Regions from separate parts of the Homo sapiens genome. Here region 2 is linked to region 1. Evidence: read pairs that join two places in POLR2A ChIA-PET (ENCODE). Cell type or tissue: K562. All regions are shown on one strand. Links, peaks and the distances in the headings refer to the core of each region. The heading gives the core; the rest is flanking DNA. Region 1 overlaps MTA3 (metastasis associated 1 family member 3). Region 2 overlaps KCNG3 (potassium voltage-gated channel modifier subfamily G member 3).

Region 1 (12,221 bases), core at 1,787-9,786:
ATTTCACTTTCTCCTGTAAGAGGGAAGAGTGGTATCAAGAGAAGGATATTTTTCCTACTTGATTCCTCCTTGACAGTTTCTTTCATATTTGTTATCAAATATTCAGAATTATGGTGTCTTTGCTATGCTCCACATCCCATGGATGGAATGGGCATCTCAAAACATAATTTGTCAGTCATTTTTCTTCAGAAATAGATTAATCGATTTTATTAAGCCCAAACTTCTCTTTTTGGCTTTTCATTCCTCTACTTTGTGTACACACAAACAGATGTTTCAGGGTGGTGTGTGTGTGGCTTCTTTTAAGTTTTATTTGTGAGCATCTGTTAAAGCAGTATTAGTAACAGATCTTCTATTCAAAGATCTATCTTTGAATAGAAATATTTAAAGATTTCCAGATTTAATTCTCTTTGTACTCCTTTTTAAAAAAAAAAAAATACAGTCGGGCATGGTGGCTTACACCTGTAATCCCAGCACTTTGGGAGGCTGAGGTGGGCGGATCATGAGGTCAAGAGCTCGAGACCATCCTGGCCAACATGGTGAAATCCTGTCTCTAGTAAAAATACAAAAATTAGCTGGGTATGGGGGTGCATGCCTGTAGTCCTAGCTACTCGGGAGGCTGAGGCAGGAGAATCGTTTGAACCTGGAAGGCAGAGGTTGCAGTGAGCCGAGGTTGCAGTGAGCCGAGATCGCACCACTGTATTCCAGCATGGTGACCGAGTGAAAGTCTGTCTCAAAAAAAAAAAAGCAGAGGTCCAGGGTCGGGTTTGATGGCTCATGCCTGTAATCCCAGCAATTGGGGGGCCAAGGAGGATCGCTTGATCCTAGGAGTTTTAGACCAGTCTGGGCAACATGGTGAAACCCTGTCTCTACAAAGAATACAAAAGTTAGCGGGGCCTGGTGGTTCATGCCTGTGGTCCCAATTACTCAGGAAACTGAGGTGGGAGGATCACTTGAGCCTAGGAGGTGGAGGCTGCAGTGAGCTGAGATCACGCCACTGCACTCTGACCTGGGTGACAGAGCGAGATCCTGTCTCAAAAAAGAAGTCCATTAAAAATCATATTCTTGGCTGGGCGCGGTGGCTCATGCCTGTAATCCCAGCACTTTGGGAGGCCGAGGCGGGCGGATCACAAGGTCAGGAGATCGAGACCATCCTGGCTAACACAGTGAAACCCCGTCTCTACTAAAAATACAAAAAAAAGTTAGCCGGCCGTGGTGGCGGGCGCCTGTAGTCCCAGCTGGAGGCTGAGGCAGGAGAATGGCGTGTACCCGGGAGGCGGAGCTTGCAGTGAGCCGAGACCGCGCCACTGCACTCCAACCTGGGCGACAGAGCGAGACTCTGTCTCAAAAAAAAAAAAAACATATTCTTTCACTTAATATATGCAATCTTAAATGTTTGTTACCAAGATATAATTAAGAAAACCATAGTTTTCTTAATGTAGAACAGTGATTCTCAACCGGGAGTGATATTGTATCCCAGGGACCTTTGACAATTTGGACAGTTTGGCTCTAACAAATGGATGAGGGGGTGCTACTGTCATCCACTGCAGAGAGGCCAGGGATGCTGCTCAACATCCTGTAGTGCATGAGACAGCCTCCACAACAAAAAATTATCTGGCCCAAAATGTCCACCAGTGGTGCCGAGGTTGAGAAAACCTGATATATAGAGTCATTGTACATAATCCTTGCTCCCTTGGTGTGGTAGTCATGGAAATTTATGTATTTTAATTAGGTATTTTAATTAGGATTTCTCTTTATTAGTCTATTCTCACACTGCTATAGAACTACCCGAGACTGGGTAATTTGTAAGGAAAAGACTTTTAATTGATTCACAGTTCTGCATGGCTGGGGAAGACTCAGGCAACTTACAATCATGGTGGAAGGGGAAGCAGGCATGTCTTACTTGGCAGCAGGCGAGAGAAGGAGAAGGAGGAACTGTCAAACATGTATAAAACCGTCAGATCATGTGAGAACTCACTATCATGAAACTGCCCCCGTGATCCAATCACCACCCACTAGGTCCCTCCCTCGACACGTGAGGATTATGGGGATCACAATTCAAGATGAGATTTGGGTGGGGACACAGAGCCAAACCATATCACCCCCTTTCATTTTAAATTTAAATTTTGTTATTTTTTTAAAAGTGTATGGATATGGCTGTCTAATAATATCCAAGGCAGTCATTTGCTTGGTTCCAACTCTGTAGTCATTTTCAACTCCTCTCGATGGTGGCTTCTGGCATTTATACTGTTCTTATATTCCTACTATTAATTTTTCAGTTTTAGGAATTTACCTTTACTTCTCTCTTCCCTATTCCCTTTGCCATCTGTTTCTAATATTATCACAACTTTTATTTAACTTAGTAAACAGTCTTTGTGTTTTATGAACATGTCAGTATTATGTATTCTTTCTTGTATAAACTTTTGTTTTCCATGGAGTTTATCATTGTTTTACCTTTGCCTTTTGATTAAGTCTTCTAAAAATGTAAAAGTTTTTATTCTCATATATCTAAAAATATTTCTCACACTTGGCCAATGATTTGTTTAGACATAGAATTTTGGTTTGGAAATCACTTCTCTCAGAATTTTGAATCTGTGCTATTCTGTTTTATGCGGTTGCTGTTGAGAAATCTAGTCTTCTGAAAGCATTTTGCATCTCTGATCTTTATTTTTTTATTTGATTGTTCATTGTGTTCATTGTGTTAAATGCTGTCAAAACTGTCTACTCACTGATTTACCAATCCCAGAACCTAATATTTTGACACTGTTCTTTATACAAAGAAATATTAAGAATCTGTAACTTGGGCCGGGCAAAGTGGCTCATGTCTGTAATCCCAGCATTTTGGGAGGCCGAGGCGGGTGGATCACCTGAAATTAGGAGTTCGAGACCAGCCTGACCAACATGGTGAAACCCCGTCTTTACTAAAAATACAAAAATGAGCTGGGTGTGATGGTGGGCATCTGTAATCCCAGCTAGTTGAGAGGCTGAGTCAGCAGAATCACTTGAACCCAGGAGATGGAGGCTGCAGTAAGGATAAGATCACACCACTTGCACTCCAGCCTGGGCAACAGAGCGAGACTCTATCTCAAAAAAAAAAGAATCTAGAGTTTGTGGCAAATGTAAGACTTGTAAAGTCAATAAAAAAATGTCTTTCTTTAATGAAGCAATAATACTGTTTGTTGAACAAGGCAAGTTTAATGTCAAACTCTGCATCTATAGGAATTTTTCTGTTTTTTTTTCCCAAGACAGAATTTCACTCTGTCACCCAGGCTCGAGTGCAGTGGCATGATCTTGGCTCACTGCACCTCCTTCTCCCAGGTTCAAGCAGTTCTTGTGCCACAGCCTCCGCAGTAGCTGGGATTACAGGCGTGCACCACCACACCCAGCTAATTTTTTATATTTTAGTAGAGATGGAGTTTCACCATGTTGCCCAGGCTGGTCTTGAACTATACCTGAGCTCAGGCAATCTGCCCGCCTCAGCCTTATAGAATGCTAGGATTACAGGCGTGAGCCACGGCGCCGGGCCAGGAATGGTTTTTTAAGTTTAGTGAACTTAAAAAAGTTCACTAAACTTGGTGATGTTTGTTAATCATGTAGATTCCTGGACCCATCCCAAGACATTGAAATTCAGTAAGTCTGGTACAGCACTAAGATATCTGCACTTTTCTAAGTGGGTAGTCCCCGCTTCAAGTTGTATCAAGGTAAAAGAAAGTTTGGGCCAAGTGTGGTGGCTCATGTCTATAATCCCAGCCTTTGGGAGGCCAAGGTGGGAGGATCGCTTGAGCCAGGGAGTTTGAGAGCAGCCTGGGAAACATAGCAAAACTCTATCTCTACAAAGAATTTAAAAAAAATTAGCTCTGCGTGTGGCACACACCTGTAGTCCCAGCTACTGGGGAGGCTGAGGTGGGAGGATTGATTGAGTCCAGGAGGTTGAGGCTGCAGTGAACTGTGATTATGCCGCTGCACTCCAGCCTGGGTGACAGAGCTAGACCCTTTCTCAAAACAAAACAAAACAAAACAAAAGAAGAAAGTCTACAGGCAGGGGGTAAATGATCACTAATTTAAACTTCTTTCTCTTTCTTTCTTTTTTTTTTTTTTTTTTTGAGACGGGGTTTCGCCCTGTCACCAGGCTGGAGTGCAGTGGTGCGATCTCGGCTCACTGCAACCTCCGGCTCCCAGGTTCAAGCCATTCTCCTGCCTCAGCCTCCAGAGTAGCTGGGACTACAGGCGTGTGCTACCACTCCCAGCTAATTTTTGTGTTTTTAGTAGAGACAGGGCTTCACCGTATTGGCCAGGCTGGTCTCGAACTCCTGACCTCGTGACCCGCCCGCATCGGCCTCCCAAAGTGCTGGGATCATAGGCATGAGCCACTGCGCCTGGCCCTCCTCTTTCATTTATACAAATATGTACTAGCTTTAGATAAAAGAAATATATAACCTGTATGCACATTTTTACGTTTTTCAGTCTGTAGGATTATATGGGACATACCATTAAGCAAGTAGCAGATTCCAGGCTGATCAGCGCCTGCTGTTGAACGTGTGACTTTGTTTTGTCGTAATTATTTATTCACATGTCTTTGTGTCCCAGCACCCTGCGCAGTCTCTGAAACAGATTATACTTTGAAAACCTTTTCAGTGACCTGTGGGAAAGTAGGTTTTCTTTATAGCAATTCTGTACTCCTTTGTGGTTCTGTGTAGAAAAGTAGTACGAGTGATTATATGGGCCTGGAGTGATCTTTGTGTTGTGGTCTTTGATACACTTCATATCATGCTTGGGCATCTTTATTATTTAAGGATTAAAATATCGTACATGACACATGATTAGGTTCATTGCTTGAGACTCAGTATAAATTGCCTATGGTATCTGTATACGGAATTTGATAATAGTTCCTTTAGGTTGGGGTTAGCTTAAAATTTACCATGTTTTTATCTATGAGCCAAGATTTGTTTGGCATAAAGGAAACTAACGCTTTAAATCTCTTTTTAAACCACTTTTATCAACAACTCTTGGCATGGTAATATATGTGTTAATTACATATTCATATTTACTTCATAAAATAATTCTGACTCAACCTCTTAGCTGTTAATGTATGTACATGAAAATTGTAAATGTTAGATTTTCATTTTTAATTTGGGGAGATGTACAATATAGCTATATTAAAGAAAAATTTAAAACTTAGATCACTTATTATCCTTTCATCTTTGTATAAAAACTGCATTTCCAAAAACAATTTGTACTTCATTATAACCTGTGTTTCCTTATTTCCTAATATAATTATGAAAATAAAGGTTTTATAATTTAAAATCTTTTATTTCAGACCATATGGAAGAGACTTTTAAAGTATGCTATATTGTTTGTTTGAATTTTCAGTGTCCGTTAACCCTTAAAAGTCAAGGGACTATTAAAGACAGTGGTATTGGCTGGGCATAGTGCAGTAGTGTTTATAACCAGTTACAGATTTCTTTTTTTCTTCTCCACTATCACTGTTTCAGTTGACTAGCCTTAAAAAAAAGTACCTATTAAAATAAAATTTAGCAGGTTTTACTCCTCCCCATTAAAACAAGCAAATCTGACTTTAGAGAACTTATTTTTTTAAAAAGGGGGATTTTTTTTTCTAGGTGATTGAGTATCAAATGTTAGAAATATTGCTTTGTCAGCTGTTAATGAGGGGAAAAAGTAAGTGAAAACTATTTTTAGAAACCTCATTTATTAAGCATATTGCATGTGTGAGCACATATTCACAGGTCATAGATATTCTGTGGCAGCTGTCGATGTGCTAACGGCAGCAGAGCAATTTCCCTAGTTGCAATTCTGTCCGTTATGAGAACATGTCAGATAATTGTTACCTTTTCTTTTTTTTTTTTGAGACAGGGTCTTGCTCTTTTGCCCAGGCTGGAGTTCAGTGGTGCAAATACAGCTCAGTGCACCCTAGACCTCCTGGGCTCAAGCAGTCCCCCAACCGCGAGTAGCTGGGACTATGCCCTGCTTATTTTATTTTTTTTAATTTTCAGTAGAGTTGAGATCTTGCTGTGTAGCCTGGTCTCAAACTCCTGGGCTCAAGCGATTCTTCTACCTCGGCCTCCCAAAGTGCTGAGATTACAGGTGTGAGCTGGGCACAATTGTTGTCTTTTCAGTGTTGTTATGTGTGCTAAAGTGATGTTAATTTTTTTTTTTTTTTGCTTCACTAATCTACTTGAATAAAATATGTTAGAAAAAAAGAAAACCTTTATAAACACTTCCAGTAACCACGTTAGAGATTTGACAGGATAGTGTGGAAATACCACATGCTCTCAAAGAAAGCTTTCTAACCTACAGTGATCACCAGAAAAAGACATTTTTATAAGGGGTTTTTTTTTTTTTTAATTTAAAGAGTATATAGTTGCAAAATGTTTAGCAAGCTGTTTTGACCAATGTGTTAGCACTTTTAGTATTTTATTTTGCTCTTGGTAATTTTTTTCTTTGAATTGTATTTCACTCTGGTGATCCAACAGCAAGCTTTTCTAGCTTGCTTTCTTTCTTTCTTTTTTTTTTTTTTTGAGGCGGAGTCTTGCTCTGTCGCCCGGGCTGGAGTGCAGTGGCACGATCTCGGCTCACTGCAACCTCTGCCTCTGGGGTTCAAGCGATTCTCCTGCCTCAGCCCCCTGAGTAGCTGGGATTACAGGCATGTGCTACCATACCCCACGAATTTCTAGCTTCTTATTTAATATATATGTGATATATTTGTTTTTGCATGTTGGCTTTTGGAGATGTCTTAATTTTTGTTTAGAAAATCAAATGATCTTACGACATTTTAAAGAAACATTGTGTGAGCCCTGACCAGTATTTGTAACTTGAATAATCTTCAAAATGCTCCTGTCAGATTTCTATTAGTTATACGGATTTTTTTAGGCTAGTTAGGGTCATTTTGAAAGTGCTCGTAATAAATGCCTCTACCTACATAACCTCAGTTTTTCTCAGAGTCTAGACAAGCCTTATAAAAACAGACGTTAGTTTCCAAGCTCAGATCAAATGTAAGTGCTGTCAGACCTCAAGGTCCGTGGATCTGTCGATGTTTATTTTGCCCCTTGCTCTATAGAAGGCTCCTTGTGTTTAAATTTTAACTAGTTTTTAGAGTAATTTCAATATAGATGAATTAGTTATATCCTGATATGAATGTGTATTATTTTTAGGTTCTTAAATGTAGTTAGTGGCTGCTCATAAAAATCTGAATATTATTTAGCCATTGGTTTGTGTGGTGGTGTCTTTGTCTGAACATCCCTTTTATAAAATTACCTCATAATATCTATTTATAGGTTCAGAAACTGACTCTTAGTCTGAAGTTCTCATTGTACTCTTTTTTTTTCTTGAATAAGTAGAAACTACCTATAAAGTATTGCATATTAGGATTTATTGCCTAACACAATTACTCCAACAGGCTAGCCTCTCAAGAAATGCCTATAAAGACAGCCTTATTTTATAAGTTACCTGACATTAGGATTGTAAAGTGGGTCTAAATGGTTTGAAAAAATATATATTCCTAACTGCCATGTAGTTTCTTAATACCAGTCTCACATTCTTAACTTTGTATTTCTCATCACTGAGAAGGTGAGGTGGCCTTTGTTACATTTATTCTTTTTTTCTTTTTCAACAGGGGAAAGTGCAGTGTTGCCCTTCTGAATGAGACAGAATCAGTATTGTCATATCTTGATAAGGAGGTAATTCACAATCATAGTTGTTTTGTTTTTTTCTCCCTTTATTTCACATGAAGCTCTTTCCTTGGAATTTATTTCTTTTTGTACAAAAGTATTATTCCACCATTATATTAATAGCAGTATTATAGTAAAAGTATAGTGACTAGAATGCATTCGGGTAAATTTGATTTTTCTGGTTATCTGAGATAAGAGCAAAAACTGTGTCTGTTTTTCAGTTGGTAATGAATGGCATTATAGAGAATGGTACATGGATTTAGTTGATAGTAGATGAATATTTTTGACTTTATGAAATTAATGCTTTAGTGTGCTTGGCTCCCCTTTCTGTTTTGTTTTTGTTTTTATTTCTTGAATAAATGGTTTTTCTTTTAGACTGTTTCCAGATGAGATTTTACCTTTGGTGGTCTGCTTTCTGGAATCCTAATAAATTTTGTCAGTTAAAAATATTTTTCACTAAACCTCAACAAGAAATGTAGTTAACAAGTTGAGATAGAGCATACGCTTCATGGAAAGGAGGAAATTTTTATAAGCAGAATATTCCATGGTATGCATAGTTTTAGGTGACATTTAAAGCAACATCATTTGTATGGTGGGAAACATATTTTAGTATCAGTGATGCTTCAGTATTTAATCTTTATGATTTTTTTCTTCTCCCCCAAAAGCTTTATTACATATACGTATGTTTTAGTTTTTGGAGACAAAGTCTTGCTCTGTCCCCCATTCTGGAACGCAGTGACGTGATCTTGACCCACTGCAACCTCCGCCTCCCGGGTTCAAGCAATTCTCATGCTTCAGCCTCCTGAGTAGCTGGGATCATAGGTGCCTGCCACCATACCCGGCTAATTTTTGTGTTTTTGGTAGAGATGGGGTTTTGCCATGTTTGCTAGGCTGGTCTTCAACTCCTGGCCTCAGGTGATCTGCCTTCCTCAGCCTCCCAAAGTGCTGGGATCAGAGGCATGAGCCACTGTGCCTGGCCGGTTTTTTTTTTTTTTTTTTTTAAATCTTATACTCAAGTGTTGCCCATTTATCTCAAATGAAGAAAATATAACAGAAAAAGTTTGATACAATCATGCAGAACCCACTATACATTAGAAAACCTAATAGGAAATAAGAAAACCAACAGGAAAAGTCATATTCAAAGCAGAAAAAAGGCTAATAGACTTTATAACTTACCTTTGTAAAATTTAGATAGGCTTTTGTCATTAGTCTGTCCCACAGAATGATGGATTATAATATGGATAATGATAATGCCCAGAAATTAGCATTATTTCACGGAAGCAGAAAGAAAAAGGCAAAACATTCCATGCATTTCATTGTATTAAATTTTTTTTTTTCGGCCGAACGTGGTGGCTCACACATGTGATCCCAGCGCTTTGGGAGGCCGAGGTGGGCGGATCACGAGGTCAGGAGTTCGAGACCAGCCTGACCAACGTGGTGAAAGCCTGTATCTGCTAAAAATACAAAAATTAGCTGGGCCATGCAAAAATTAACCGGGCGTGGTGGCGCATGCCTGTAATCCCAGCTACTTGGGAGGCTGAGGCAGGAGAATACCTTGGATCTGGGAGGCGGAGGTTGCAGTGAGCCGAGATCGCGCTACTATACCTCTAGTCTGGGTGACAGAGTGAGACCTTGTCTTAAAAAAAAAAAATAGACATTGGAGAGGGATGAGGATTGAAAAATTACCTATTGGGTACACTGTTCACTATTCAGGTGATGGGTACACTAAAAGCCCAGACTTTACCATGACACAATGTATGCATATAAGAACTCTGCACTTGTACCCCCTAAATATATAAAAAATTTAAAAATAAAATATTGAGATTGGCATAAAGACGGTAACCCAAAGAATAACTTTTTAATTATCATCCTTTACTTTTAACTCTGTGTTCTTGAAATTGGCCTATCTGGAACCTTTTCTTCTTCTTTTTTACAACTTCTATTATAAACCAAACATATTTTGAATATTTTCCCATATCAGGACATAGAAATCTAAGGATTTTAAGCAACTTATATGACCCAAATAATCATTTCATCTTATTATATTGTAGAGTATGGCAAGCTCCTGTTTTTATTGGAGTACCATGCTAATAGGTTTTACAGATAAAAAGTGAACTGAAGTATCTCTGCATTTAAATCTGATGGTGGCTTCATGTGGGGGCTCATGTCTGTGATCCCAGCACTTTGGGAGGTTGAGGCAGGAGGATTGCTTGAGCCCAGGAGTTTGAGACCAGCCCAGGCAACATAGTGAGACGTCGTCTCTATTAAAAAAAAAGAAAAACAAAATCTGATGTTGAGCCAGTGGCAATAACTTCAGTTACTGAGTAATATTTATTACTCATGTCTGTAAAGCAAAACAAAAAAATCAAACAATTCTGATTACATAATGATCATCCCCTGTAGCTTTGTTAAGTTGGTTTTTTTTTTTTTTTTTGAGATGAAGTCTCACTCTTGTCCCCCAGGCTGGAGTGCAATGGTGCAATCTTGGCTCACTGCAACCTCTGCCTCCTGTGTTCAAGTGATTCTCCTGCCTCAGCCTCCTGAGCAGCTGGGATTACAGGTGCCTGCCACCACACCCGGCTGATTTTTCTATTTTTAGTAGAGACGGGATTTCACCATGTTGGCGAGGCTAGTCTCGAAGTCCTGACCTCAGGTGATCCGCCTGCCTCGGCCTCCCAAAGTGCTGGGATTATAGGCATGAGCCACTGCACCTGGCCTAAGCTGGTTGTTTTATCTATTCCTGCAGATTTTTTCTTTCCTTAGATAGCACTTTAACAGTATGCATAAACTGTCACATATTGGTGTCTCCCCCCCCCCCCTTTTTTTTTTAACAGTTTTTTTGTTTAAACTTTTTTCCTGACAGTGAACAATGAATAAAATACAGCACAGAATTTCTCAGTGGTTGGAATAACTCTGTTTTTTTTCCCTTTCCCCTTATCACAGTATGTAAGAACTCCCATAGGAGAGATTTTTACTGTCTGACAGATTATCTTTTATTTGCAGTTTCCTTTGCTGGGGCTTGGTAAAGTTCTGGTAGTAGGGACAGGTCCTTCCAGGATATAATACAGAGAACTGGGCAGCCGATAACCTTTGGGATCGTAGTGGAAAGCAGAAGATGGGACTTCTGCTTCTGGTTCAGATAATCTCTAGTGGTTATACGGAATTCAGCAAAGGACTGGTGCCAGGTCATTTTGTCCATTAGGCTCAGAAACAAGGACATAGGAGCTTTGTAAGGGAGGACTGGAAATTTTGGTGTGTATGCTGTTGGTGAGCATGTATATAGCTATGTTTGTATATCTGTCTATATGTATATATATGTATGCCTCAGTACTTAACTGCAGAATTATAGTTAATACATGTTTAATTAAATATTTACAAAGTGGTATTATTATAACAGTAAACCACATGTAAGTTCAACTCATGCAGTTTAATGTGAGATATGTATACTTTTTAATCTTTTGACTAAAAGCTGGGATGGACATTACAAAAGTAAGAGTACCTGGTATCTGTGAAGTCTTCCCTTCTGTTTGGTGTGGACTTCAGAAGTTTATAAGATGATTTGACTTTAGGTGTCTTACCTTGGAGTTATGGTTTAATTTTGCTAGCTCTTGAAACTCTGCTTTAGAGAGCAAATGGTTTTCTTTTAGACTAAAACAAATAATAGAACTTTATAATCTACTTTGTTTCAAGCTGTTTCTTTTGGCTTGATTTAATTTTGTACTGTTTTACATGATGACGGTAACACCATGCTCTCCTTAAAGATTTATGAGTTTATTCACCAAAATGAAATTTTATATACTCTCTGGGGTTTATATGTTCATTGTAGCAACATTGATTTTAATGCTTTATAAGAAGTAGAAGGAATTAAGTATACCTATGTATTTTGTCATATTTTTCAGGATACCTTCTTCTACTCATTGGTCTATGACCCCTCATTGAAAACACTATTAGCTGACAAAGGTGAAATCAGAGTGGGACCTAGATATCAAGCAGACATTCCAGAAATGCTGTTAGAAGGTACGTTTTTCTGCGTGTTTGCAGTTTTGTGAAACAAATATATCTTGAAACTCAAATATACATGTCCTCATGTAGAAGAGGCAATGTTCAGGGCAAAGTCTAAAAGTTATAAGCACTTGCCATTTTACTGTTCTTTGTAAAAAATAAAAAATAAATAAATAAATAGAGATGAGGCCTCGCTATGTTGCCAAGGCTGGTCTTGATCTCCTGGCCTCAAACAATCCTCCCACCTCGGACTCCCAAAAGTGATGCTATTATAGGTGTGGCCTGGCCAGCACTTCCAATTTTAGAATTACAAAATTGCCTCATTTTAATGTACTTTGTTTTTACTGCACTTCATATATATCTAGTTTTTTAAAAATTTGAAGGTTTGTGGCAACCCTGTTGAGTAAGTCATTTGGTGCCATTTTTCCAACAGGACAGTGTCTCTGTGTCAAATTTTGGTAATTCTTGAAACATTTCAAACCTTTTCATTATTATAATATCTGTTATAGTGATCTGTGATCAGTGATCTTAGAGGTA
Region 2 (12,221 bases), core at 1,765-9,764, 170 kb before region 1:
CTCCACATCCTCATCTACCTCCCTCATGTCTTATTTTGAAATAAATCTCAGAGTGTGGGCATTTATCCCAGAGTCCTTTCTCACCCTCCCTGCCTGGCAAGTCAACTAATGTGCACAAAGGAGGCACGAAATGTGCATGGCTTCAGTCTGAGTCTGTTGAGACAGGTCACTTGTAGCCAGGATGATGCAATGTCCTCAAGTCAGGATGGGATGACAACATATTAACCTGGATGTGGCTGTAAGCCCATGGAGCCCATTAATTCATTCACCATGCAACAAAGCTCATGAGTGACTGCCTAATGTATGTCAGGCTCTACAGAGCCACAGAGAGGTGCATAAAGATAAACTAAAGATAGAACTTAAGCACAGTTATGTAAGATGTTATCGGCCGGGCGTGGTGGCTCACGCCTGTAATCCCAGCTCTTTGGGAGGTCAAGGCGGGTGGATCATGAGGTCAGGAGATCGAGACCATGCTGGCTAACATGGTGAAACGCTGTCTCTACTAAAAATACAAAAAATTAGCTGGGCATGGTGGCGGACACCTGTAGTCCTAGCTACTCGGGAGGCTGAGGCAGGAGAATGGTGTGAACCCGGGAGGTGGAGCTTGCAGGGAGCCGAGATTGCACCACTGCACTCCAGCCTGGGCAATAGAGAGAGACTCCATCTCAAAAAGAAAAAAAAAAAAGATGTTATCATTGGGGAAACCAGATGAAGGGTAAAACAGAACTCTCTGTGCTGTTTTTGCAACTTCTTGCAAGTATAAAACTATTTTAAGCCAGGCAAGGTGGCTTACATCTGTAATCCCAGCACTTTGAGAGGTTGAGGTGGGAGGACTTCTTGAAGCCAGGAGTATGAGACCAGCATGGACAACATAGCAAGACCCTTATCTCTACAAAAAAAATAGCAGGCATGATGGTGCACGCCTGTAGCCCTAGCTACTCAGAAGGTGGGAGAATTGCCTGTACCCAGGAGTTTGAGGCTGCAGTGAGTCATGATTATACCACTGCACTCCAGCCTGGGCAACAAAGCAACACTCTCTCTAAATATAAATCAATTAACTAATTAATTAATAATTAAATCATTTCAAAATAAAAAGATTTTTAAAAGAAGATAAAACAGACTGAAAGTTTGCGACCTAGCAAAGGGTAAGATATACCCTCCCTAACAACAATCCAATCCTTAAGAACTCAAAAATAGAATGTAGAAAGTAATAAATGCTATAATTGATGTGCATTAAGTTCAGAAGAAGATAAGTTTTTCTTCATCTGGGAGACCACGGAAAGCTTCTTTGAGAAAGTGGCGATTTAATTTGGCAAAAACAAAATCAGGAAAGTGCCAGATACCTGATGAAGTAAAAGCAATTACATTTAAAAAGTTAACAAAACAAAACACAGATGTGAGCAGATGCCCTACATAGATTAAACAGGTACACGACACTGGGCCACTGACCAGTGTTTAGGCTTCCCCTAAATGGAAAGGCAAGTGAAGAAAACAAAAGGCACCCCAAAACATCTTACAAAAAAATGGCTACTCTGACTATTCCTTTGATTTTCTTAACTGATAAAAAGGTAGGCCAGGCGCGGTGGCTCATATCTGTAATCCCAGCACTTTGGGAGGCCGAGGTGGGCAGATCACAAGGTCAGGAGATTAAGACCACCCTGGCTAACGTGGTGAAACCCCGTCTCTACTAAAAATACAAAAAATTAGCCAGGCGTGGCAGCATGCGTCTGTAGTCCCAGCTACTCGGGAGGCTGAGGCAGGAGGATGGCGTGAACTCAGGAGGTGGAGCTTGCAGTGAGCCGAGATCACGCCACTGCACTCCAGCCTGGGTGACACAGCAAGACTCTGTCTCCAAAAACAAAACAAAACAAAACAAAAAAAAAAAAAAAAAAAAAAAGGTAGACATCATCTTCTAGGAGCTAATTTACATAAAGAATTTCATCCATCCCATGCATCAGTGTTCGTGTTCATTACGCTCTAACAGAGGACTTGGGTTGCTTTTTCCTTAGCTCTGAACTGGCTCCATGGACAAACCAGAGGTGTTTCTGTGTGCGCCTTGCCTGAGGCTCTTGAGAGTCAGAAACTCTCAAGATTTCTGACTGACCCAGAAATCAGGGTGCACTTCTCTTCACCAGAGCCAGGGAGTGTGTTTTCAGAAGACTACCATGCTGTAGAGGACATATGCATACAGGCGAAGAGATCAAAAATCTGTGGTTCTGACTCTCACTGCTAAAAACTTTCCAGAGATGACAGCAGCAGAAACCCAGGCCTGACAGCACCTGTGGTCCCCGGCCCCACACTCTCCACTCCGGGTGGGCCCCCTTAATCTTCAGGTGCCACAATCCCTTTCTGCACCTTCACCACCACCCCAATGTACATATATTTGCCTAAATAATACAAGAAGATCAATCTCAATAATCTGTTCCTATTCCATACATGACTACCACATGGGTTCTATTCCCTTTTTATTTAACTGGCAGTTCATTAGTAAAAGAATTATGAGACTAGAAAGGATATCAAGATCTACCTCTTCAAACAAGATCACCTTACAAAAAGTGATAACAATTCTTTTCTTTAATAGTATATTACCATTTTGGCTTCAAGATAGTTTTTATCTACAGAACAACTTGGGAAGATGAATTTCAACAAATGATATTTTTAATTTTTTGAGGTTTCAATATTTTATTCAAGTTTTATTTTAAGTGATGTTAATTACAGCACTTGAAGGGGAGGATCTAATTCCACACAAAATGAAAGACTCTAAAATGTACCCATTAAACTGCTAAAAAATAAATTGAGTGGTGAGAATGCAACAGAAGTCCAATTTAGATTTTAAGTGTTGTCACCATGTGATTACAATCACACAACCTCTCCCCAGCTTATAGCTGGAGCTCCTGGAAGCTATTTCATACTCTAGTGCAAGGGCAAAAAAGCACAACAAGAGAAGGAATTCAGTCCTGAATTATCAGCTTCATCAGATCCACCCTCTCCACCCCAAAATGGTAGAAAAGAAGCAGCTATCACACCCTGCAGACCTTTTGGTATAAGACAGGTGATGAAGGACTGGGATGGGAACAGGTCATGAAGATCTGTCTAAAAAGATCCCTTAGCCGGGTGCAGTGGCTCATGCCTGTAATCCCAGCACTTTGGATTACTTGAGGTCAGGAGTTGGAGACCAGCCTGGTCAACATGGTTAAACCCCGTCTCTACTAAAAATACAAAAATTAGCCGGGCGTGGTGGCACGTGCCTGTAATCCTAGCTACTGGAGAGGCTGAGGCACGAGAATCACTTGAACCCACGAGGCAGACGTTACAGTGGGCTGAGACTACAGCACTGCACTCCAGCCTGGGCGACAGAGTGAGACTCTGTCTCAAAAATAAATAAATAAATAATAAAAATTAAAAAGTCTTTGTCAGGTGAATTTGTACACACCACGAAGCAATGAGCCTCTGATCAACTGGGGTTAGGAAACCAAGGTTCAATTATCAGGAAGTCACAGTTTCATTCATTTATTCAATACAAATTTACAAAGTGCCTATACATAATCATCTTCCACTTGCAGCCACTGCAAGATTTTTTTAAAACCTGGCATCTCTAGAAGGGCTACCAAATTCCCCCCAAGTCTACAGCTAAAAGGACCTTTTTTGGAATTGGGTTTCTTCTGTATGTCTGAAAAGGTAGCACTCTTTGAATCATCTTTAACCTGGAGGTCTAGCATGAAATGTAGCAATACTTGCATCTCAAATATATGTTAAAAGATACATTAAATTCTGAAGGTAGCTACACTGCAAAATAGTTTAAAATTAAACAACTGTACAGTATTCATTTGTGCTTGAAATTCTAATCCTAGACCAAGCTCATGGCCACCAGCATCGACGTTCTTGCCATCCAGCTGAGCTGACAGCATCAGCTTGATACTTGGCTTTACGGTCTGAGTGTACCCTAAACCTATCAGGCTAGGGTTGTACACTTTAGCCAAGAAGCAGGCATCAGGGTCCATCTGATACTTGCCTGCTGTAGTGAGTGTTATTGTTTCCTGATGAAGTGAGTGTTACTGTTTCCTGATATCCAGGCAAGCTTAACAGCAGTGTCCAACTTCTTATTCACCTCTGGGAAACAAAGGTGCCAAACTCTGCCCCGTCATTCACATAAGTGTGAAGCTGGAATTCATCAATCTTGTAGCCAAGAGTAAAGTCCCTCTGCTTCTCTTAAAACTCTGTGGTCTCAAAATTCATCCGGTAGCCATCCAGCCAGCCCTCATAACCCAGCACCAGGGCACCCCAGATTGAAGCCTCAACAATCCACGGTGCAACCCAGGTTGATATGCTCCTGCCTATAGCAGTTTTGATTTTAGCATTTTTTCCCCCCAGCATTAGGTGACAAGCGATGAATCAAAGGTCAGCTTCAGTCCACATGCAAGCTGATCCTCCACGCAATCTCGGTGCCTGGTGTGCGGTCAGTGTTTCATTTCTCCATAACTGTCAGGCCATATCTGGTCCATCTGTACTTGGTTCGCAGGCTGCCAGTCACTTTGGTGGCCTCAGTGTTGGCTGAGCCTAGTTTGTAAATTCTAATCCCTTCTCAGATTTTGTTTTCAAATCAAGTTTTATTAAGCCTAATCCACAGCCCTTGGTGAACACATCCCTGGCAGATTTGCCAAGATCAGCGTACGTGGGAGGCTTAACCATCTTCTGCTTAGAGGCGGTGGCAGTGGGCTCAGTGGTGGTGGCAGGCTCGGTGGTGGCTGCAGCGGGGGCTGCCTCAACAAATGACATTTTGAAAAGCGAGGTAGTTCATTCTGATATCATTATTTGCTATTTCCTAACAACAGGTAACTAATGTGTCCAGTGCTCAACTCAGATTATTCTTACTTAACTACTGTGTACTAGGTACTCACTGCAAACATTAGGACAATGATACTTCTACGCACACAAAGTTTCCAAATGTACATTAAAACAAGTTGCCCAGGTTGGTCTAGAACTGCTGGCCTCAAGTGATCCACCTGCCTTGGCCTCCCAAAGTGCTCAGATTACAGACCATGAGCCACTGAGCCTGGCCAAAACAAAAGATTTAAACAAAGGTAGGGATATTTCAAAGTATCTAGACTATAAGGTCTTCCTGAAACAATAAGCTAAGTGTTTTAGTCTATAGTCATGAATACAAAAACATTCGCAGTACTAAAAGCAGCAATACTCGAATACTCTGAGTACTGAGGTATTGCTGACTCCTAACTCTCCACAGATAACAGCTAAAATGCATGAGTTATCATCCAAAGCTTCAGATCTGCCACTCTCCGCCTTGTACCATCTGCTCCAACTAATGGAAAGTAACACAGTCCCCAGTCTTCTCACGCCTCTTGCCTTTGCACATCTACCCTCCCTTCTTGGCCAGCATCAACCAGGCCTTCAAGTCTGAGCTCAAGGATCACCACCCCAGGGAATCCTTATCTTAGGTCCACTAGCATGGCTGAGCTTCTCCCTGATGTTCCTACAGCAGTCAGTGCTTATCTCTAGCAGTGCACATAGCACAACGTGTAGTGGTTGTAAATTCAGCCGTCTGTCTCTCCAGCTAGGAAGCAAGTAGGGCTGTGTGTCTTTAAAAAAAACAAACAAAAAACACTATATTGCCTAATCATGGCACTTAATAGGTACCCAGAAAATACGTTGCTTGACTAAATTAATGGTACAAAAAATTTAATCATTAGAGAGTTCAACTGTTTTATCAGTCTAATGGAATATTTAGGACAAAATGATATATTTGGTGTGTTGATTTTAACAATTAGAGATAATGCATTACTATCCTTACTTCATACCACACACAAAAATTAATGAGAATGAGTGTAGTACTAAATTTAAAAGTGAAAACTTTAAGATTTTATTTTTTTAAGAGTATTTAATTTCTTTCTTTCTTTCTTTTTTTTTTTTTGAAACAGGGTTTGGCTCTGTCGCTCAGCCTGGAGTGCAGTGGCACGATCATGGCTCACTGCAACCTCTACCTCCCAGGCTCAGGTGATCCTCCCACCTCAGCCTCCCAAGTAGCTCGGACTACAGGTGTGCACCACCACGCCCAACTAGTTTTTGTATTTTTAGCAGAGACGGGATTTCACCATGTTGCCCAGGCTGGTCTTGAACTCCTGGGCTCAAGTGATCCACCCACCTCAGCCTCCCAAAGTGCTAGTATTACAGGAGTGAGCCATTGTCCTCAGCCTATAAAGATTTTAGAAGAAAACACAGGAGTAATGTTTGTGACTGAGCAAGTAGGCAAACTTTCTTACATAGGGCACAAAAAGTAGTAATCATGAAAGAAAATACTGATAAATTAGACTTCACCAAAATTTAAAACTTTAGTATAGTAAAAGACACCACTAAGAAAATAAATTGGCAAACCAAAAAACTAGAGGAAAATATTCACAACACATTTATCTGACAAAGGACTAGTATCCAGATTGTACAAAGAACTCCTGAAACTCAATAGCAAAAATAACCCATTTTTTAAAAAATAGGCTATGTGGACAAACATTTCACATAATAAATTATGTAAAAAGCCAATAAGCTAATGAAAATGATGATCAACTCTGTCATCAGAGAAATTAACACCACAATGAGACATTACTACACTTGAGACAGAATAACAAAAATTTGTAAAACCAATAACACCAAGTTTGTGAAGTAACTGAAACCGTATACAGTCATACACCACATAATGACATTTCTGTCAACAATGGATCGTATATATGACAGTAGTTCCATAAGATTATAATACTGCATTTTTACTATACCTTTTCTCTGTTTAGGTATGTTTAAATACACAAATAGGCTAGGCACAATGGCTCACATCTGTAATCCCAACACCTTGAGAGGCCAAGATAGGCGGATCACCTAAGGTCAGGAGTTCGAGACCAGCCTGGTCAACATGGTGAAACCCTGTCTCTAACAAAAATACAAAAATTAGTCAGGCGTGGTGGTGCCTGCCTGTAATCCTAGCTACTCGGGAGGCTGAGGCAGGAGAATCGCTTGAAACCAGGAGGCGGAGGTTGCAGTGAGCCAAGATCATGTGCCACTGCACTCCAGCCTCAGCAACAGAGAGAGACTCTGTCTCAAACAAACAAAAACAAAAACAAAAACGAAATACAATACACAAGTATTTACCACTGTGTTGTAACTGCCTACAGTATTCAGTAGATTCTGCATAAGCTTGTGGCCTAGGAGCAATAGGCTATACTATACAGCCTAAGTGGTGAAGTATGTAGCAGGCAGTACCATCTAGGTTTGTGTGAGGACTCTCTATGACGTTCACAGAGCAAAGAAATCTCCCAAGCATCTCCGGTCGTTATGCGACACACGACTGTGTACTGTTGGTGGGAGTACAGAATGGTAGACTGGTACAAAAGTTAATTGTGGTTTTTGCCATAGGAATTAGTGGCAAAAACTGCAAATACTCTTCCTTTTTTTTTTTTTTTTTGAGATGGAGTCTCGCTCTGTCATCCAGGCTGGAGTGCAGTGGTGCGATCTCGGCTCACTGCAACCTCTGCCACCCGGGTTCAAGCGATTCTCCTGCCTCAGCCTCCCTAGTAGCTGGGATTACAGGCACTTGCCACCACGTCTGGCTAATTTTTGTATTTTAAGTAGAGATGGGGTTTCACCATGTTGGCCGGGCTGGTCTCCAACTCTTGACCTCAGGTGATCCGCCCGCCTCGGCCTCCCAAAGTGCTGGGATTATAGGCAGGAGCCACTGCGCCCGGCCAAAAACAGATCTTTTATAAAAACATAAAAATATATTAAACCACTCCATGAAGATAAATGTGAAAATTTAGGTGAAATGGACAATTTCCCAGAAAAATGAATCAGACCAAAATTTTCAGTTTTAGAATAACTGGAAAAACTGAACGGTCCTACAATCATGAAAAAAATTGAATCTACACTTTGACATCTATTCACCAAAAGATGCATACCGGGTCCAGATGATTTTACAGGCAAGTTCTATCATATACCAAGCATGAATAATTCCTATTTTATATAACACTGTCCCAAATAATTAAAAAAGCAGTCACCAACTCATTTTAAAAAGTCAGTGAAAGGCCAGTCGCAGCAACTCACGCCTGTAATCCCAGCACTTTGGGAGGCCAAGGCGGGTGGATCATCTGAGGTCAGGAGTGCAAGACCAGCCTGGCCAACATGGTGAAAACCCATCTCTACTAAAAATACAAAAATGAGCCAGGCATGGTGGCACATGCCTGTAATCCCAGCTACTCAGGAGGCTGAGGCAGGAGAATCACTTGAACCCAGGAGGTGGAGGTTGCAGTGAACTGAGATCATGCCACTGCACTCCAGCCTGGGTGACAGAGTGAGACTCTGTTTCAAAAAAAAAAAAAAAATTAGAACCATGTGTGATGGCTCACAACAGTAATCCTAGCGCTTTGGGAGGCCAAGGCAGGCAGACTGCTTGAGCCCAGGAGTTCAAGACCAGCCTGGACAACATGGCGAAACTCTTGTCTCTACAAAAAATACAAAAATTAGCCAGGCATGGTAGCATGCCCCTATAGTCCTAGCTACTGGGGAGCTGAGGTGGGAGGATCACCCGAGCCTGGAGAGATTGAGGCTGCAGTGAGCCATTATCATGCCACTGCACATCAGCCTGGGTGACAGAATGAGACCCTGTCTCAAAAAAAAAAAAAAAAGTTACTGAAATGTTGATACCAAACCCAGACAGACAGTACAAGAGAGAAAAACTGTAGGCCAATCTTACTTAGAAACACAGATGCAAAAATTCTACATAAATTAGCAAATGTGATCCAAAAATGCATTTAAAAATAAAAATAAAAAGACAAGAATGCCGGCTGTCACCATTTCTCATCAGTACAACTCTAGAGGGTTTAGTCACTGCAGCAAGACAAAGGTATTATAAAGGTTGCAAAGACTGTCTTTATTTCCAGACAGTATCACTGTCTACATTACAACAAAAATAGACCCTTTGAATTATTAGAATAAATGAAAAGTACAGGTGCTCTTTGACATACAATGAAGTTAAATTCCAATAAACTCATCATAAAATCAAAAAATCTTAAATTGAACCATCATAAATTAGGGACAGTCTATACTGCTACAAGTAAGATGAAGGTACAAAATCAACTGTACAGCTATATCAGCAAAAGGCAGAAATTATAATTTTTAAAAAGGATATAATCAGCAATAGCAACACAAGTTATAAGGTACCTAGATATAAATCTAACAAAAGATATAAAATAATTTTTAGATGAAAATCATAAAACTTTATTGAAAGACATTAAAGAATAGTGGAGTAAGTGGAATTATATACTATGTTCATGGATAATAAAACTAAATAATGTAAAAATGCCCACTCTCAGGCTGGGCGCAGTGTCTCACGCCTGTAATCTCAGCACTTTGGGAGGATGAGGCAAGTGGATCACGAAGTCAGGAGTTCAAGACCAACCTGGCCAAGATGGTGAAACCCCGTCTCTACTAAAAATACAAAAAAATTAGCTGGGCTTGGTGGCAGGCACCTGTAATCTCAACTACTCCAGAGGCTGAGGCAGAGAATTGCTTGAACCTGGGAGGCGGAGGTTTCAGTGAGTCGAGATCATGCCACTGCACTACAGCCTGGGCGACACAGCAAGACTCCGTCTCCAAAAAAAAAAAAAAAAAAAAAAAAAAATGCCAACTCCCTAAATCCATAAATTTAATGCAAAAAATTTTAGTGTAATGTGATCAAAATTCCCAAGAAGGGTTTTCATGGTAATTAATAAGCTGATTATATTATTTCAGTAATTAAGACAGTATAGTGTGAATGCTGGAATTAATAGGATGGCAGGCCGGGCGCAGTGGCTCACACTTGTAATCCCAGCACTTTGGGAGGCCGAGGCAGCTGGATCACGAGGTCAGAAGGTGGAGACCAGCCTGGCCAACATGGGGAAACCCCATCTCTACTAAAAATACAAAAATTAGCCAGGTGTGGTGGTGCATGCCTGTAATCCCAGCTACTCAGGAGGCCGAGGCAGAAGAATCGCTTGAACCCAAGAGGCGGAGGTTGCAGAGAGCCAAGATCAGGCCATTGCACACGAGCCCGGGTGACAGAGCAAGACTCTGTCTCAAAAAAAAAAAAAAAAAATAGGATAGTGAACCTAGAAGTAGATCCACATACCCACAGAAACAAGATAAATGGCAAATGAGGCTCTTCAGATTAGTGAAGTACATACTGGACTATTCTGTAGTGCTAAGGAAAGTGTTATCCACGTGAATAAAATTAAATTCCTCACATAAATAATAATAGGTGGACTAAAGACTCAATTTGAAATGTAAAAGTTAAGTAAATTATTTATAAATATATTTAAAACTTTAAAGAAAATATAAAAGAATCTTTATGATCTTGGAGACGATATTGGATATTTTCTCAGACAAGTTAAAAATCACACTAATCATAAAGAAAAATTTGATAAATTTGTCTGTTAAAATGTACAGCTTCTTCCTTTCGCTGCCTGACTGCTGCCATCATGGGTTGCATGCATGCTCCCAGGAAGGGCCTGTCCTGGTTGGCTCTACCCTAACAGTGCAGCATCACCACTTGGCTGAAGTTGACATCTGATGAAATGAAGGAGATTTACAAACTGGCCAACAAGGCCTGACTCCTTCACAAACCGGTGTGATACAGAGAGACACATGGTGTTGCACAAGTACGTTTTGTGACAGGCAATAAAATCTTAAGAATTCTTAAGTCCAAAGGACTTGCTCCTGATCTCCCTGAAGATCTCTACCATTTAATTAAGAAAGCAGTTGCTGTTCAAAAGCATCTTGAGAGGAATAGAAAGGATAAGGATGCTAAATTCTGTCTGATTCTGATAGAGCGTCAGATTCACCATTTGGCTTGATATTATAAGACAAAGCGAGTCCTCCCTCCCAATTGGAAATATGAGTCATCTACAGCCTCTGTCCTGGTCGCATAAATTTGTCTATGTACTCACGCAATAAAATAATTGTTTAAATTTTAAAAAAATGTACAGATTCTATAAGCCCCAAAACACCATAAACAAAGTAAAAATACCAGCCACAGTCAGAAAGATATTTGCAGTCAGGCATTGTAGCTCACGCCTGTACTCCAGACACTTCGAGGTCCGTACAGGAGGAATGCAGGAGTTCAAGACCAGCCTGTGCAACATAGTAAGACCCTGTTTCTACAAATATTTTAAAATAAATAAATAAGACAAGATATTTGCAATACACAATCAGTACCTAGGATGTATAATCAACCATTTAGAAAAAGAAAAGTCAGGATCAAGCACGGTGGCTCACAACTGTAATCCCAGCACTTTGGGAGGCTGAGGCAGGCAGATAGCTTGAGCCCAGGAGTTTGAAACTGGCCTGGGCAACACAGTGGGAACCTGTCTCTACAAAAAAGTACAAAAATTAGCCAGACGTGGTGGCATATGTCTGTAGTCCCAGGTACTCAGGAGGCTGACATGGGAGGCTGAGGCTGCAGTGAGCCATGGTCACATCACTGCACTCCAGCCTGGACAACAGAGCAAGACCTTGTCTCAAAAAAAAAGAAGTGGGGGGCCAGGTGGCGTGGCTCTCACACCTGTAATCCCAGCACTTTGGGAGGCAAAAGTGGAAGGATCACTTGAGGATCGAGACCAGCCTGGGCAACACAGTGAGATCCTAACTCTACAAAAAATGTTTAAATTAGCCAGGCGTGGTGGTAAATGCCTGTAGCACCAGCTACTTGGAAAGCTGAGGGTAGAGGATCACTTGAGCCTAGGGCTTCAAGGCTGCAGTGAGCTATGATCGTGCCACTGAACTCCAGCCTGGGCAACAGAGTGAGACTGTCTCAAAAAAGTGTGTGTGTGTGTGTGTGTGTGTGTGTGTATATATATATATATATTCACACAAAAATTTGGACACAAATGTTTATAGCAGTCATAATAATCAAAAAGTAAAAACAATACAAATGTTCAACTGATGAATGGGTAAACAACATGTTGCATAACCATACAATAGATTATTATCCAATCATAAAAGGAATAAAATACCACATGGATGAATCTTGATAATAAACTAAGTGAAAGCAGCCAGACACAAAAGGCTCCATGTTGTATAACTGTATTCATATGAAATGTCCAGAATAGGCAAATCCATGGAGATAGATAGCAGATGGTTGTCAGGGTATGCGAGGAGGGGGAACAGGGTGTGACTACCTAACAAGTAGGTTT

Evidence for each region. Peaks named below come from ENCODE experiments on the same cell type or tissue, not always from the same donor. Only the 100,000 strongest peaks of a DNase experiment are listed, where the experiment ranks them.
Region 2: POLR2A ChIA-PET joins it to region 1 with 5 read pairs; 3 of 35 experiments call an interaction of 5 or more read pairs at or near these places.

The regions. Positions count from the first base shown.
Region 1 is chr2:42,632,546-42,644,766 of GRCh38, forward strand. It overlaps MTA3 (metastasis associated 1 family member 3), which reads left to right. Exons shown (of 17, transcript NM_001330442.2): 5 at 7,628-7,691; 6 at 11,582-11,699. Among named protein-coding and RNA genes, the nearest start is that of MTA3, 70 kb to the left of the region's middle. RefSeq lists a silencer at 10,661-10,861. In K562, for the core only: no CTCF peak of the experiment used is centred there; no DNase peak of the experiment used is centred there.
Region 2 is chr2:42,459,309-42,471,529 of GRCh38, forward strand. All of the region lies in intron 1 of KCNG3 (potassium voltage-gated channel modifier subfamily G member 3), which reads right to left. It also overlaps the pseudogene VDAC1P13 and the pseudogene RPS13P3. Among named protein-coding and RNA genes, the nearest start is that of KCNG3, 29 kb to the right of the region's middle. In K562, for the core only: no CTCF peak of the experiment used is centred there; a DNase peak (open chromatin) is centred at 5,453; H3K27me3 peaks cover 882 bases.